Regions from separate parts of the Homo sapiens genome. Here region 2 is linked to region 1. A link is a loop called in an ENCODE intact Hi-C map of the cell type or tissue named here. Cell type or tissue: Caco-2. All regions are shown on one strand.

Region 1 (2,500 bases):
TAATGGTAATAACAATAATAATAACCAGTTATTTCAGCCAGGCAATCGGCAAAATGTTTTATCTGAATTTATGCATTTCATCTTACTTCTAAAGCAATATCGCCACAGATTGCCTTTTGTCAAAATGAAACTCAGTTAAATGGTTGCATTGATCTTAGCAATTTGATTTCCACATACTTTCAAAAGAAAACCATATTTTATTTAATAAAATAATATTTTTTAATTCCATAAAATAATTTTTTTTTCTAATCAGACATTGGATTGTAATTTTGCTTACCTTGTATTCTCTGATTATGATATATTAAAAGTTATTCCACTGTTAAACTACCATCATCTTTTCATTAGCTAATAGAAAGCATTACCCATTAATAAAACAAATATGGATAGACCTGGTAGGACATTTTGGTTTTCAGAAATTTATCTTTTCTTACCTGTGCAACAAAAGCTTCTAATTTCTTTTCTTTTCAGCATAAATGATCATGCATGGTTCTTCAGACTGGGTTCAAGCCATTTAGCAACATCATCAAGAAGAAATAATGTTAATTACCAAAAATGAATAAATTTTTGAGAGTCCACGGCTGCATAATAATTCTCTGTAGCTTTCAATTATCAGGTGAGGTGATTATTTTTGATGAATCAAGCATTTTTATGAACTGAAGCTTTCAGCACTCTTCTTTGACTACAGTGCAATACTGCAGGCTATTGTCAACACCTATTTTTTGAAAAGTAGCATACATTCCCGTTGGCATTCTGGCAACAGAATAGAAGCTTGGGCTCCTTAAATCATCCCCATTAATATGCTATTGTTGACTGTATAAGAAATATTTTCCTAGTACAAAGCAAATGTGTAAAAAAAAATCTCTCTCTCTCTCTCTCTTTCTCCCCCTGCCCCCACCTTCTCTCTCTCTCTCAGAAATAGCCAGAAGCTAGACAGGAAGCATTTGGCAAAATGACACGTTAGTTTGCAGCTGGAAACAGAGAGGACAGGAGAGCATGTTCTCCCAGAAAATGCCTCTTTTCTAAAACTATGAATGTTCTTACAATAGAAGAGTCTCCACAGATAAACATCTGCTGAAAAATCTTAACTTGGATGATCAAATGCCATCCGCCACCCCATCAAATTTTGATTATTGGGCTAGAAATCGTATTTGCTGAGGGATAATGTTGCTGAATCAATGAGCGATGGGTTCTGTCATATGACCAAGACTCATCACGACCCTCCTTAGCTGGTGGTTGAAGTTTAAACTTAAGAACTTGAGTTTCCTCAGCTGTTAAACAGAAGGCTTGGACCAGAGAGTTCTAAAGTCTCTTTTAGTTCAAAAAGTCAGATATTATGTATAATTATTAAAAAATTATTACAGATTCTATGGTTATCGTTTTAAATGCTATTATCATTAAAGTCATAATTTTTTAGGAGTATTCAGAATTAATTAGCAAAGAAAGATGCCATTCTTGGTTATTTTCTGATAATGCTGAGGATTAAATAGGTTGTTGCACCATCTGCTGGTAGTCCTGAGGCTGTCTGATTAGGTGACAGCAATGTCCTTCCTGTTTTAATGGGATATTTCATTCCCCTCTCCTATTGCTCCAAAAAACCTTCCAAAATGTTTTCCCATCTCTATGTAAGGTAAATACAAATGCCAAGATCGTTATTATGATCTACAAATAATGTAAAATTGTGAGCTCTAATTCATATATTTTCATCATATTTTTCTTCAAAGAGGGACTGAGATATACATTTTTAAAGTAAGATGTCCAGATTGAATTGAATGATATAAATAAGTGGAGCATTTGCACGCTAACAATGTAGTATGCAAAATGGAATTCCTTTCCCATCACCAGATTCCCTCCAGGAAGCTAAAGGCTGCAAAGTAAAGTGGCTTCCATGGCTACAATACTCTAACTCTGCTTCTCTCCATAGGCACACTAACAGGGTCTTTCCTAAAATGACACTTGGTGACGCGTCATACATATGCATGGCTTCATCGTGCCAAGGAACAGGAAACAACGTGAGCAGTTTTGTGAAAGGGATAATTTGATTCAAAGTTATGTTGAATACAGCAATGTTAATGAACAAAGAACAAAGAAACTGTCTTCTTGTTAAAAAATGCACTTTTAGTAGAATTATCAAAGGAATAAATAAAAGAATTCTTCATTATTCAACACCTTTAAAGTTCCCCAAAACATGCCTTTTTCAACAACGCAGAGGTGCATTTGAAGATGTTCTGTGTTTCTAGATAGGGTGAATATTTGTCTCTTTTAGGATAAACAAAAAGGTAATATAGTTTCAGTGATTTTTATGGTTCTAGTATTGAAAAAGTTAACTGTATTCTTCCACCATGCTGCACATGAAACAGGCTTTTGTAGAGTCCTCTAGAAAGTCTATAGTTTAGGTGGCTGTGGAGGCTGCACAATTCCTGTCTCAGGCCATGTGAGCTGAGCACCCTGAAAGCAATGAAAGAACTGGGAAGACATCTTTCAATGCTGAAATCTGAAACCT
Region 2 (2,500 bases), 370 kb before region 1:
GTGAAAATTTGATGAACTAAATGTCCTCCCTCCTCTGACCATTTTAAACATTGCAAATTAATGTTCTTAAACTCATTCTTCTTTATTCACTATAAAATAACATGTTCACTACTCTGTACTCTACAAGGCATCATAGCAGTCACCAACAATAAATAAATAAATAAAAAGGTAGAAGGTAGTATCATCCTCTCAAGGAACTTACACTCTATCTGCAGAGATAAAAACACCTACACAGGTGTTTATTAACAACCCTGGGTGAGAGCTAATAAAGTACCCAATGAGTAGAGCAGATGTTGTACTGGTATCTATGTCTTACTGCATATGTGACCCAGAAACAAAAACAGGACTCAACCTGCATTCAGTAAAAAGGAGATTGATTGACTCACAAAACTAAAAGGTTAAAAGAAAACCTGGCACCAGACAAAGATGCTGCAGGGCCTGTCTTTGTCTGGGGCTCCATATCACCTGACTGGCTCCATACCCTGCTCTATATGGTGGAGTCTGGCGTCTTTAGTCTCACGTCACAATGGCATCCAGTCTAGAGTAACAGGGAAACTCTCTCCTCCAAAAACACACACAAGAAGTCATGCCCCTCAAGTTTCACTCACCTTATTGCCTTGCTTTGCATTATGTTATTATCAGGCACCAGTTCCTGTGGCTAGAGGGATTGATTATTGCTGATCAAATTCCCCCAGATCAATGCTCATTTCTGCATCTTGCAGATGGACTTGTCCCTGGAAGAATGTTATGAAGACTGTGGTAGGACAGTGCATTTGCTTCTCCTGAGGATCTTGTTAAATGAGATTCAGATTCAGCAGCTCCAAGGTAGAGCCTGAAGTTCTGCCTTTCTAACACCTCCGGGGGGCACTGCCGCTGCTGGGCTGATGCCACACTTCATTTTAGTTAGCAAGGGATTAGAGGAAGTGTTCCCCAGGGACTGCTGGAAAGTTCTTGCTGCAAGAATGAAGGTGGACAATGAGTGGTAGAAATAACAAATGCATATTCAAAGTGAGGGTTGAGAAGGGTAGCCCAGAGTGAGCTGAGGGCTGGTCACGAGTGGTCTTATTAGGATCCTGTGTGAGAGGGTGGCTTGGGAGCCAGGCTTCCCAGCACGGGACTCACATCTTCCACCAGCTACTCTGTGCCTGTTTCCTCCACTGTAAGATTGAAATGATAGAGCTATTATGTCATAGGGCTGTTAGAGGATTAAATTAGTTACTATTTCTAAAATACTTAGAATAATACTGTACATATACAATGTACTCTAAGTTTGCTCAGATGAAAATAACTAAAATCAGCTACATATAAAATAAGTATTTATTGGGGGTAGTGTTTATTTTTTAATTTCTTTTTTGTGAGATGGTCTTGCTCTGTTGCCCAGGCTGTAATGCAATGGCTCAAACACTGTTCATTGCAGGCCCGACCTCCCAGGCTCAAGCAATCCTCCTACCTCAGTCTCCTGAGGAGCTGGTACCCACCCACCATGCCTGGCTATTTCTCTGTTTTTTTTGTATTTTGTTAGTAGAAACAGGGTTTCACCCATTGCCCAGGTTGATCTCAAACTCCTGGGCTCAAGTGATTCGCCCACCCTGGCTCCCAAAGTGCTGGGATTACAGGCATAAGCCACCGCACCTGGCTGGGGATAGTGTTTAAAAAGGCAATATCAATAGGCTAGAGTTAGTGGTTCTCACACTTTAGCATGTATCAAAATTACCTGGAAGGCTTGTTAAAAGAAAGACTGTTGGGCCTCATTCCCGGTGTTTCTGATTCCACAGTTCTCAGGAAGTACCTTAAGCATGTCACTTCTAACAAGTTTTGCATTGATGTTGATGCGGCCGGCGTGGGGACCTAAGTTTGTGAGCCATCAGGCTGGACTGCGTGTCTCAAACAGGAGGGCACATTGAATGGGGACGAGGAACCCAATCCGACACAGAGTGAAAAGGATCTTAAACGCTGCATGTTGAGATAAAGTCTGCAGCTGAGAAAATGATGCTACATGATCATTTATATTCTCCTAACAATTTTTATTCCTACGGCTTGCCGCTGCATAGCAGTGACATAGGGAAATGCAACGAACCAGCAGAAGTGCCTCATTGGTGTTCTCCATGCTTGAATTACCTTCTCAGATTATAAGTTCAAGACATAGAATTCTCCCCTGTTTCCTTGAAGACCTGGTGATTTAATATCCATTCAATCTTCCAGTCTTTGTAATCTAACTTCCATCATGCATCTCCAGGTCAATTAAACACAGTAAAGAAGTGGGAATTAGGAGTCCTCTCTTCTAGCTAAAGCGAAGCCTCCAGCAAAGTCTTGGGCACAGCCCTCAACTCTCCACAGACTCAGGATCCTTGTCAGGTGAAGACGAAAATAAACCACCTCTACGTTCTCTTTCTCCACGCAAAGCTCCAGATTCAGCACTGTGGGATTTGAGTAGCCCATTCTGTTCTCCTGCCTACCTGCCTGCCTGCCTGCCTGGTTATAAAACAAGAAAGACGTTTCT

Evidence for each region. Hi-C counts contacts between places; a loop is a spot of excess contacts. Peaks named below come from ENCODE experiments on the same cell type or tissue, not always from the same donor. Only the 100,000 strongest peaks of a DNase experiment are listed, where the experiment ranks them.
Region 2: it touches region 1 in a loop (5-fold over the local background); 6 of 110 quality-filtered maps call a loop at or near these places.

What each region holds. Positions count from the first base shown.
Region 1 is chr10:4,765,739-4,768,238 of GRCh38, forward strand. LOC105376375 (a long non-coding RNA gene) reads right to left here and starts at 755. Exons shown (of 3, transcript XR_930599.2): 1 at 432-755. In Caco-2, a CTCF peak has its summit at 1,472 (motif pointing left); no DNase peak of the experiment used is centred here.
Region 2 is chr10:4,391,002-4,393,501 of GRCh38, forward strand. The region is part of intron 1 of LINC00703 (long intergenic non-protein coding RNA 703); the gene reads left to right. It overlaps LOC105376372 (a long non-coding RNA gene), which reads right to left. Exons shown (of 6, transcript XR_001747337.1): 2 at 609-954. Among named protein-coding and RNA genes, the nearest start is that of LINC00703, 8.0 kb to the left of the region's middle. In Caco-2, no CTCF peak of the experiment used is centred here; no DNase peak of the experiment used is centred here.